Regions from separate parts of the Homo sapiens genome. Here all the other regions are linked to region 2. A link is a loop called in an ENCODE intact Hi-C map of the cell type or tissue named here. Cell type or tissue: CD14-positive monocyte. All regions are shown on one strand. Region 1 overlaps IQGAP2 (IQ motif containing GTPase activating protein 2). Region 2 overlaps IQGAP2 (IQ motif containing GTPase activating protein 2). Region 3 has its middle 31 kb from the start of SV2C-AS2.

Region 1 (4,000 bases), 60 kb before region 2:
TTTTGCTTAGTTTATTTTCAGAGGTAGGACAGAAAAAGGAAGCACAGCAAAAGTTTTCTGTGCATTTTCTCTTTCCTTAAAAAAGGAATATAATATCACAGGAACTTTCCTTGGGAGACACAATAGCAGTCCCATTCATAACTATTTACTCAAGCTGCAATTTGCAAACTCCGTCTCCATTCCTTGCCAAGATTCCCTCTCCTGTTTTCTGACCTTCACAATAGCTCCGGTTGGATTAAGTTCCTCAACCTAGAGTTTATCCAAAAAGAATTCTCCATCGTACATTTTTGCATAGTTGTCCTAAAAACTAAAAGACTGAATTTCTTAAAACAGATTCATTTTCATTATTTGAATAAATTTTAGGCAGATTAATATAAAATCTACTCAGCAGTACTAATTCTTTTGGAAAAGTTACTCCTTTAATTTAAATAGTAGGATTTCTGGCATCAGAGAGGACATTTCAAAGCCCATATTAGTAGTAGACTTGTCTGTACAGTTTCATTTCAGCAAAAGCCCCACAGCAAAGAAGCTATAAAGTTAGCTTTGAGGGCCTACTTGAAAAGGAAACCTAAAAAGTCCATTTAGTATTATTTTAAATGACAAAGAAATGAAAAGGCTTAGTTTAAAACAGCTCCCAATTAAAAAAAATCAAGGGAGTTGCCAGGCATGGTAGCAAGCAACTGTAGCCTCAGCTACTTGGGAGGCTGAAGCTGGAGGATTGTTTGAGCCCAGGAGTTTGAATCCAGCCTGGGCAACACAGCAAGACCCTTAAAATTAAAAACAAAAACACAAACCAACAAAAAACAATCAAGGCAGCAGTAAGCTTAGAACCGTAAGCATTCAGATCAGGAAGGATTCAATTTCTGATTGAGTTTCTAATAGTAACAAAAATAATTTTATCCTCAAATTCCCTTTCTGGGGTCCATTTCAAAAGCCTATGAAGACACCCTGTGAAAGGCAGCTTCTAAGGTGGTGCCCCAGTCATCCCCATCCCTCTGAATTCAACCCCTTGTGGAAAACTCCTCCCCTTGAGCATGGCCTTGACTTAGTAACTCGATTCTAATGAATAGGATACAGCATAAATGATGGGTGTCATTGCTAAGAATAGGTTACAAAAAGACTAGCTTCCATCTTCTTCTCTCAGTTGCCTACTCTGATGGAAACCAGTTGCCATGTGTAAGTTTCCATGTGTAAGAGGCCCAAGTGGTGAGCAACTGAGGGAAGACTCTGGCCAACAGCAGCAAGGAACTGAGATCTCCAGTCCAAAAACCTGTCAGAAACTGAATCCTGCCAGTGTCACTGGGTGGCTTGGAAGTGGGTGTGCCCCACGTGAACTGTGAGATGACTGCAGCTTTGTGAGAGACCCAAAACCAGAGGACCCAGTTAAGCAATGACAGATTTCTGACCCTCAAAAATTCCGAGATAAATGTTTATTGTTTTAAGCTACTAAGTTTTAGAATAACTTGTTATATAGTCATAGGCAACTAATACATATACAAGACATCCTTTGCCTCTTAACAGAAGTGATTCACTCTCCACTTCATCTGAATCCTTCAGCCTGTAGGGTGAAGTAATTTGGGTGAAGAGCCAAATTACTTCTTTTTGGCCCTAAAAAAAAAAGCCTGTTTAATATTTTGTTCATTGCCATCAATATTAGTTTTTTGAGGCCAGGAGCGGTGGCTCATGCCTGTAATCCCAGCACTTTTGGAGGCCAATGCAGGCGGATCACTTGAGGCCAAGAGTTTGAGACCAGCCTGGCCAACATGGTGAGATCCTGTCTCTACAACAATATAAAAATTAGCCAGACATGGTGGCATACTTCTGTAATCCTAGCTACTTGGGAGGCTGAGGCAGGAGAAATAATCGTTTGAACCCAGGAGGTGGAGGTTACGGTGAGCCGAGATCGCACCACTGCACTGCATTCCAGCTTGGGCAACAGAGTGACACTACGTCTCAAAAAAAAAAAAAATTCATTTTTTGAGTCTTAACATCTATACGTAAAGACTTCATAATTTTATAAAGTTTGAGCAATAATTTCAGCCTTAAGTCCTCCTAATACACAGGCTTCCTCTTTCTCTCTTCATTCATTCATTGAGCAATACTCTATACGCCTTTCTGGATATTTTCTAGTTCACTGTGGTATCACGGCTTATTAAGTTGTCTGGAATTCCCAGCTTCATAACTTACTGGGTCACAAACCTGTCGGGAAGGACTTGCATCATCTAACTGCAATATAGAATTTTCCAGTGAAACAAAGATTACCGCTAGGCTGGCAGTCTAGCTGTCTACCGTGAGTCTGATTCATATCCTCCTTGTTACCTCCAACATCCAAAATGTACAGAAAACAGAGCATAATCAAACCTCCTTAGTAGCGAATGATACTGATCCAACACTGGGCATTACGTTATTCATTCAAACATGCAATAGATGTGATGTCAAAAGGCCTTCTAATCGGTGAGTTTGACCTGGATGTGGAAGCCAGAGAAGGATACCCTGAAAAAGTGAGCTGCAATCTGAAGAGGAAGTAAGTCTGACTAGATAAAGAGGAATATGAAAAGCGAATAGCACATGGCAAGGTCCTGTGCAGGAGGGAACAGGGAATAAAACAGATCAATGTGGTTGAAGCACAGAGCAGTGCGGCACAATGTAAAACTAAAGAGGTTGAACTGGACTATGCAGAGCCTATGAGGCCAAGTAAAGGAGTTTGCTCAGAGTTTTGAAAAGATTTATCTGACTATAAGACAGATAAAGGATTGAAGGAGGCTAGAGACTCATGAAGAAACCAGTTAAGGACCACTACAGTAGTCTCACAAGAGATGCTGGAATCCTTTGGCGGGCTAGCAGTGGTGGGATAGAGAGGTGAACATATGAGAGCTGTTTAGGAGGATGATGGCTGGATATGGAGATGATACACATATACAGAGAGATTAACAGAGCAAACATAAATGAAGGAAAATAACTTTAAACTCTTGAGTAAAAAGTTCAACCAAATGGCGAGTTTTTCTGAGCACAGCATTATTTGTTGCCTGAACTCCATCTCCCAAAACAACCCTCCTAGGCTTGTTTACACATAAAGGATGCTCAATAAATATCTGTAAAACAAACACAGTATTTAGATATCTCGTGTATCTTAGGGGTACCTTCTATATGCAATGTATCTGCTAATACCAATTGATCTTATTTAACAGCTTCCTAAGGACCTCTCCAAGCCAGTGTAAGGAAATTATCTTTAATAAATAGCTTTATTGAGATACAACTTATATACCATACAATTCTCCCTTTTAAAGTAAACAACTCAGTGGTTCTTAGTATACTCAAAGTTGTGCAACCATCACCACAATCAATTTTAGAATATTTTTATCAGCCCAAAAAGAAATCCCATACCCAGTAGCAGTTACCCAGCATTTCTCTTCTTCCCCTAGGCCCTGGCAATCACTAATCTACTTTGTCTCTGTGGATTTGTCTATTCTGGACATTTCATATAATATGTGGCCTTTTGTGTCTAGCTTCTTTCACTCAACATGTTTTTAAGGTTCATCCATGTTGTAGTATGTATCAGTACTTCATTCTTTTTTATAGCTGAGAAATATTTCATTGTATGGATACATCACCGTTTATCAGTGGGTAGACATTTGGATTGTTTCTGCTTTTTGTCATTATGAATAATGATTCTGTGAACATTCGAGTACAAGTTTTTGTATGGGCATAGATTTTCAATTTTCATTCGTATATACCTGGGAGGATAATTGCTGGGTCATATGGTAACTCTGTTTAATTTTTTAAAGAGCTGCCAGACTATTTTCTAAAGTAGCTGCACCATTTTACAATCTGTTCAGCAATGTATGAGTTTTGATTTCTCTACATCCTCACTAACATTTGTTATTGTCCATCTTTGATTATAGCTACGCTGGTGGGTATGAAGTAACATCTCATTGTGGTTTTGATTTGTATTTCCCTGATGACTAATGATGTTGACTACCTTGTCATATGCTTATTGATC
Region 2 (4,000 bases):
AAATAAACAGCTGTCAGCTCCTCTTAGGCACCTTGGCAAGAAGAAGTCATACACAATACACGATTATAAAATTAAAGGAAGGTCCAATTAGAGCTTAGTAAAATCCCACAAAAAGTCTAAATGAAAGTTCCTCAGGCAATTGCCAATGAATTGGAAACACAGTCTAAGTCATTCTTCAATAAAACTGGGATGCTGGACATTGCAGGACCGTAAATCAGTGAAATCTGAAAGGTAAACATTGCCACAATTAATGGAGAGAATGAAGAAAAATGAGGTGAGAGAAACCCTACCCCCTAGAGAATTCAGTTGTCAATATCCTTGTCCTGCTCTAAGTACAACTCATTTTCTTACCTGTTCTCATTGAATTCACCTATCCTCGGCAAAACCCTCTGGCAAAGCTGTTCATCCAAAAGACAGCCAAACCCAGAAGCACAGTGAAGAGGCCGCTAAGCAGCCAGCAGACAGGGCACCAAATGCTCACATCGCTGTCTTGCCACACCTGCCTCCCCTGTCACTCACTTCACTGGGCCACTCACCCATGTCTCTAATGAAAAGTTTGGGGTGTTTCTTTTTTTAAACCATCTCAAAGAACAAGAAGGTACATCAGTAAGGGGTTGCATCAGGTGACTCTCCTCAGGACAGCTCCAATTGTCCTTTATTGCCTATATAAATAGAAGATTCCACAGTACAAATATACTAGCACGCCTTTCAGGTTTTCCTCTGACCTTCCTCAAGGTCATTTCAAATTCACAACTTTCATGAAGCCCTCCCATTGCCGCCATCCAAATCCATCCTTCTCATATCTTCTCTTCCACAGAACTTGGAAGGGCACTAAAAGTATAAGCATTTTTACTTGTCACCCAGATTCTCTGGTAAGCTGTCAGCAGCTAAGCGGTGTTTCATTCATCACGATACTTTGCTAGTATTAGGTGCTCAATTAATTGAAACCATTACAACTTGTTTAGCACTATGTGCCAGGAACCACATCAGCCACCTCTATAGATATATCATTTCCACACACCTCTCAAGGTACAGGAGAAAACCCCAAGGCTACTGAGGCAGGCAATGGAAGTCAGAATTCAAACCCACATCTATTCAACTCCAAAGCTTCTGCCATTTTATCAGCACCACACTGCATCTCAAGAGAGAAAAATAAAATAGAGCAGTAAGGTGACAAAGTATCAGCTCACAGGTCGGCTTCACTACTAAAGTTTCTATTTCATTTCTCAACAATCCCAGACTTTAAGGTATGGGCAGTGTATGTAATAAAGCATGTTTTACAAATTATCCTATTAGCAATCACTGGGGCACATCACTATATTATTATGGAAAAGCCTTTCACTTCAGCACCTCACAGTAAGAGATGGGATGTTTCTAAGTATACACAAAATCTTTTGATGAAGCTTGGATGTATTCTATGAAAAGCCCATGTAAGGCTGGGCATGGTGGCTCATGCCTGTAATACCAGCAATTTGGGAGGCTGAGGAAGGCAGATCATTTGAGCTCAGGAGTTCGAGACCAGCCTGGCCGACATGATGAAACCCCATCTCTACCAAAAATACAAAAATTAGCCAGGCATGGTGGTACATGACTATAATCCCAGCTACTCAGGAGGGTGAGGCATGAGAATTGCTTGAACCCGGGAAGCAGAGGTTGCAGTGAGCTGAGATCATGTCACTGCACTCTAGCCTGGGTGACAGAGCAAGACTCTGTCTCAAAAAAAAAAAAAAAAAAAAAAAGCCCATGTATTCTATGCTGTTTCTTGGGAGGAAAAAATTCAGCAGCAAAATCAACTTTATGCATCTATTTATAAATGAGCACACTATCCAATGGCCACAGGTTTTTTTGTGTTGTTGTTTTTTGTTTGTTTGTTTTAGAGATGGGGTCTCACTGGGCGTGGTGGCTCACACCTGTAATCCTAGCACTTTGGGAGGCTGAGCCGGGCGGATCACTTGAGGTAGGAAGTTCGAGACCAGCCTGACCACACGGGGAAACCCCACCTCTACTAAAACATACAAAAATTAGCTGGGTGTGGTGGTGCATTCCTGTAGTCCCAGCTACTTGGGAGGCTGAGATGGGAGAATCACTTTAACCCAGGAGGTGGAGGTTGCAGTGAGCCCAGATCTCACCACTGTACTTCAGCCTGGGTGACATAGTGGAACTCCATCTCAAAATAAATAAATAAATAAATAAATAAGAGAGATTGGGTTGGGTGGGGGGCAGGCAGATCTTACTATGTTGCCCAGGCTGGAGAGCTGTGGCTATTCATAGTTGTAATCATTGCACACTACAGCCTGGAAATCTTGATCCTCCTGCCTCAGCCTCCCAAGTAGCTGTAACTACAGGTGTATACCACCACATCCAGCATAAATAGCTAGAGGTTTCTACATCTTGAGAGAATCATGACAAACTACTTAAAGACACAGAAGGGGTGAACATTTATGATTCAGGGGCAGCAAAGTTGCAACAGTCAATGAGGAAAGGCTCCAGGATCTGACAGTGCTGCTTTCAAGTTCCTCTGCCACCAGCTAGCAGGGTGGCCTTGACATAGTACTAGGGGTTTCAGCTTCTTTGTGAAATGGAAAACCACTGGCCCTCTCAAAGGCCATAATGAGCCGATGATAACAGTAACACATGAAAAGCACCTAGCCCTTGGTATGTTCACAAACCTTTGTTCCATATCCCATATTAAACTGCCTGCCCTGTAGGACTTACCTGACCCTATCAAATCAGACGTTGAGTAGCCTTTGTTTCTCTTTTGGTTACCATGAAGACATGGTAAGCATTAGATCTGTTTGTATACTAGGTTTTGTTTTTTTTGAGACAGAGTCTCGCTCTTTCGCCCAGGCTGGAACGCAGTGGCGTGATCTCGGCTTATTGCAACCTCTGCCTCCCGGGTTCAAGCGATTCCCCTGCTTGGGATTCCCCTATTTGGGATTCTCCTGCCTCAGCCTCCCAAGTAGCTGGGATTACAGGCATGCACTACCACACCAGGCTAATTTTTGTATTTTTAGTAGAGACAAGGTTTCACTATGCTGGCTAGGCTAGTCTCAAACTCGTGACCTCATGTGATCCACCCGCCTTGGCTTCCCAAAGTCCTGGGATTACAGGTGTGAGCCACCATGCCCAGCCTTTTAAATAGAAGGGGCTGTTAAAAAGCTTGTGTAGTAAGAGGGTAGATGGCAATAGTAAGTCATTGGTTCCCTAGAGAAAAAGGAGTTAACACCCCAAATAACACTAAATTCTAAAACAAACTCGGTATTACAAGCTTAAACTCTCCCAAACAAGTCATTCTGGCTAACAGCATGTGTAATTAAAGTTAAAACCATACTAAAATAACACTTTAGCTGTTGACCTTAAAGATCCTTTTGAAAAGCTCAACCAAAACACCAGCATATGAGGGAGCAGCTTGACTTTTTGTCTACTGAAGACAGTATCTCAAGATAAGGCTGCGTATACCTTTCTATGGTTCAAACGAAAGCACTGATAGGATGTTACAGCTGAGCTATGCTAAATACCGACTTATTCAATCACCTTTTACACAACTGCGTTTAACTACTTCAGAACTTAAATTTCATCTCAGATTGGTCATCGTAGATGGATAAGAGTTTAGTTGCACTGACCACCCCAAAACTCCAGTTTCCAGGTAACTAACTTAGTAACTTCACTATTCAGATAAGAGCAGAGAGTAGTACCCAAAAGCTCACAGTATCAGGCCAGGTGTGGTGACTCACACCTGTAATCCCAGCACTTTGGGAAGCTGAGGAGGGAGGACTGCTTGAGCTCAGCCTGGGCAACATGGTGAAAACCCATCTCTACAAAAAAATACAAAAATTAGCTAGGTGTGGTGATGTGTGCCTGTAGTACCAGCTACTCAGGAGGGTGAGGTGGGAGGACAGCTTGAGGCTGGGAGGTTTGAGGCTGCAGTGAGCCATGATTGCACCACTGCACTCCAGCCTGGGTGAGAGAGCAAGATACTGCCTAAAAAAAAAATAATAAT
Region 3 (4,000 bases), 67 kb after region 2:
ATCATAAAAATGCTGGAAAACAGGGAGAAGTAGAATATATAATTCAGGTGGATGTGTGAATGCTAGAAAGAAGATGGGCAGGGGGCAGAGGTTGGATGATAATGGGTGAGTCTAGGGTAATCTGATGAAGGCAATGTTTGTTGTTGCGGTTGTTATTTGAGATGGTCTTGCTTTGTTGCCCAGGCTAGAGTGCAGTGACGTGATCACCGTTCACTGTAACCTCAATCTCCAGGGCTCAATCAATCCTTCCACCTCAGCCTCCTGAGTAGCTGGGACTACAGGAATGTGCCACTACGCCTAGTTAATTTTCATAGTTTTTGTAGAGATGGGGTTTCACCATGTTGCCTATGCTGGTCTTGAACTCCTGGGCTCAAGCGATCCACATGAAAGGCAGCATTTTTCCATGATGTCCTATATTTGGCACCAGCTGCTACAAACCTTGTTGTACATGTCTCTTGGTGCACATATGCAAACCTTTCTATTGAGTGTATACCAAGAGGAATTATGCAGCTTTAGCAGGTATTTCCAAACATGTTTCTAATGTGGTCAGACCAATTTGCCCCCCTCCTCAGCAGTGGGAGTTCCTTGGTGAGTGCTCCTTGTCAGCACATGGTATTATCAGTCTTTTAAATTTTAGCCATTTGGGGGAGTCTCTAGTGGCATTTTACCATGGTTTTATTTGCATTTCCTTCACGACTAATGAAATTGAGCACCTTTTCATATGTTAAATGGCCATAATCTTCTGGATATTTTTTCGGTGAAGTTTATGTTTAAGTCTTTGCTCTTTTTCTATTTGGTTGCATGTCTTTTTTGTATTGATTTGTAGGAATTCTTCATCTTGTCTGAATCAAATACCTTTCTTGGTGATTGCAATTGTCAATACCTTTTCTAACTCTGAGGCTTGCCTTTTTACTCCTTTAATGATGTCTTTTGATCTTCTGATGACTACTAAAGATACACAAAAATGAATTCCAGCTGAATGTAGATCTAAATGTGAAATGAAAAACAATAAAGCTGCTAGGTGAGGAGAATGTCTTCCTGACCCTGAAGTAGACAGAAATCAAAGCACTGACCTAAACGGAGAGGTTGATAACTTAGACTACATTACAATTAGGAACTTCTGTGCATCAAAATACATCATTAAGAGAATGTGGGCCAGGTGCGGTGCCTCACGCCTATAATCTCAGCATTTTGGGAGGCTGAGGCAGGAGGATTGCTTGGGGTCAGGAGTTCGAGACCAGCCTGGGAAACATAGCAAGATCCCCATCTCTATCAAAAAAAAAAAAAAAAGAGAGAGAGAGAGACAATGTGTTCTATGTATACCAACATACCATGTTGTACACATTAAATGTATGCAATAAAAGACTGAGTGTGTGTTTTAAGCACTTGGATTATATTATTCAATCCTTTCAAACAAGAATATCCCAAATAAGTATCCTCGTTTTACAGATGAGGAATTGAGGCCCAGAGAGGTTAATGAACTTGTCCTGGGCCACACAGCTTACAAGTGGAGAACTTAGGTGTGAGCTCAGGTCTGTGTGAGTCTAGAGACTGAGCTCCCAACTCCTGGCAGTGCTGCTCCACCTTTACCAGCTCCAGAGTGTGCCCTGTGGGGCCTGGCACAGTGTTGGGCTCCAGACATTCACTGTTGGCTTCCTGTGGTACCTTCCTGTGTGTATAGAGATCACTTCACATGGCCTTGCATTCATCCTCGTAAATTATTCATTTTCTCCACCACCGTTTTGTAAACTTGGCCTGCTGTGAACAGTTGCTCTTTGGTCTTCTTTTTAGTCCTGAGGAAGCAGGACTCCTTCTCCTGGTGTGATTTGCTGAGGCTGCACCTGGAAAAGACTCAGAGCCTTGGACAAACATTCTGTGCCTGTAGCTTCTCTGATCTGACAAGATGAATGGCAAAGCCTTGGGTAGCAGGGGAAAGGCAGCCTTGACGAGTTGTGTCAGGTCTGCCAGGCTCTGTACTGTGTACTCACGGCCTGCAGGAGTTGGTAAGGTCCCCGTATATGCATGACCACTTCCCCTTCCTTCTCTCCTTCCTCCTCTTTCTGGCTGCCAGAGGCCCTCCCATGGAGCTGGACATCTGTGCACTGAGAAGGGCCCTGTGCAGGCTGCTTTTGTGGGAAGCAGAATCACAGCAGGGTTTGGGGTATGTGGGTAAGTCACTTGGAGTTGCTGCCGGGGTCACCACAGGCCTAGGTACCTGCTATGCATGCCTATGATAATAGAAGCTAGGAATTATTCGGTCCTGCAAAAAGTCTTGTGAGAGTTAGGCAATGCCAAGGTTCCACCCCCTCCCCACCACCCCATTTCGGCACCCCAAGGGGATCTGGCTCCCATGATCACCACATGCCAATATCCTCATAGTGAAAGGAAGTGTAGATCTGCCTCCAGGAGCAGATGTGAGCCAGTAGTGCTAATCACAGCGGCTATGATTTAGTGAGAATTTGTGTGTCAGGCACATTGCTGAACCTTTTATATACATTTTCTCAATCCTTATAAACCCCAGTGAAATACAAACTATCATCATTTCTAATTCACAGTTGCAGAAATGAATGCTTGGAAAAACTAATTTTTGCTTTCTCAATGCATCACATCACTGCTAAGTGGCCAAGTCAGGACTCAAACCCATATTGTCTGACTGTAAAGCTCAGAGAAATGTTTACTATGAAGCTACTGAGACTTAAGCCCCGGCACCTCCATTTGCATAAGTCCCTTCCCAAGTGCTAAGTGGATCCTAGCAATGTGTTCACATGGTCATATGTGTTTTTGTTGTTGTTTTTTTGTTTCATGTTTCTTGTAGAGATGGATGCTGTTCAGGCTGGTCTTGAACTCCTGGGCTCAAGCAATCCACCTGCCTTGGCCCCCTAGAGTTTTGGGATTACAGGTGTGAGCCACCATGTGTGGCTGGTCATATAATTTTTAAAAATCTGTGGCTGGGCACGGTGGCTCACATCTGTAATCCCAGCACTTTGGGAGGCCGAGGTGGGTGGATCACCTGAGGTCAGGAGTTTGAGACAAGCCTGGCCAACATGGTGAAAACCCGTCTGTACTAAAAATATAAAAATTAGCTAGGCATGGTGGTGGGCACTTGAAATCCCAGCTACTCGGGAGGCTGAGGCAGGAGAATCGCTTGAACCTGGGAGGCAGAAGATGCAGTGAGCCGAGATTGCACTAGTGCACTCCAGCCTGGGCGACAAGAGTGAAACTCCATCTCGGAAAAAAAAAAAAAAAAAAAAATTTTGTAAAACTAGGCCAGGTGCACAGTGACTCATGACTGTAATCCCAGTACTTTGGAAGGCTGAGGCAGGAGGATAGCTGGAGCCTAGGAGTTCGAGACCAGCCTGGACAACATACCAAGACCTCGTCTCTATGAAAAATAATAAAAAATTTTAAAAATTTGCAAAACTAGAAAATTTGCAATCTTAGTAGTTTGTTTCCTTACTCAGTTAAAACTACTGTTTCTTTCCATTCTGCCTTGCTTTTCTCCAATTTCCTCCAGTGTTGGGTGGAGCTGGGCATTTTGCGGATAGGCTAAGAGGAATCTGAGTTGGGATATCTTCAGTTTGAGTTGGTGGGATATATTAGTGTGCCTTGCAGTCCCTTCTGAGATTAAGTTATTGCTAGCTGTCCCACTGCAGGATGACTTCCTGGAATATCCTGCTGCCCACTGTGCCCACATGCCTGTGTCCTGACTTGATGTACAGAACTGTTAACAGAAAGGGATCCCAATCAGACCCCAAGAGAGGGTTCTTGGACCTCACACAAGAATTAGGGGTGAGTCCATGCAGTAAAGTGAAGACAAGTTTATTAGGAAATTAAAGGAATAAAAGAATGACTACTCCATAGGAAGAGCAGCAGCTTGGGCTGCTGGACTAAGGATACGTATAGTTATTTCTTACTTATATGCTAAACAAGGGGTGGATTATTCATTAGTTTTCTGGGAAAGGGGTGGACAATTCCTGTAACTGAGGGTTCCTCCCCCTTT

The links. A loop is a pair of places that touch in the nucleus more often than their neighbours do. Peaks named below come from ENCODE experiments on the same cell type or tissue, not always from the same donor. Only the 100,000 strongest peaks of a DNase experiment are listed, where the experiment ranks them.
Region 1: a loop joins it to region 2, with 4 times the contacts of the local background. A loop is called at or near these places in 13 of 110 quality-filtered maps.
Region 3: it touches region 2 in a loop (2.7-fold over the local background); 17 of 110 quality-filtered maps call a loop at or near these places.

What each region holds. Positions count from the first base shown.
Region 1 is chr5:76,467,369-76,471,368 of GRCh38, reverse strand. All of the region lies in intron 2 of IQGAP2 (IQ motif containing GTPase activating protein 2), which reads right to left. Among named protein-coding and RNA genes, the nearest start is that of IQGAP2, 66 kb to the right of the region's middle. In CD14-positive monocyte, no CTCF peak of the experiment used is centred here; DNase peaks (open chromatin) are centred at 2,188 and 3,938; H3K4me3 peaks cover 1,062 bases; H3K27ac peaks cover 3,518 bases.
Region 2 is chr5:76,406,981-76,410,980 of GRCh38, reverse strand. All of the region lies in intron 1 of IQGAP2 (IQ motif containing GTPase activating protein 2), which reads right to left. Among named protein-coding and RNA genes, the nearest start is that of IQGAP2, 5.7 kb to the right of the region's middle. In CD14-positive monocyte, no CTCF peak of the experiment used is centred here; DNase peaks (open chromatin) are centred at 2,470 and 3,980; H3K4me3 peaks cover 1,631 bases; H3K27ac peaks cover 3,855 bases.
Region 3 is chr5:76,340,177-76,344,176 of GRCh38, reverse strand. It overlaps a transcript of SV2C not described here. Among named protein-coding and RNA genes, the nearest start is that of SV2C-AS2, 31 kb to the right of the region's middle. RefSeq lists an enhancer at 3,854-4,000. In CD14-positive monocyte, no CTCF peak of the experiment used is centred here; a DNase peak (open chromatin) is centred at 2,036; H3K4me3 peaks cover 988 bases; H3K27ac peaks cover 1,471 bases.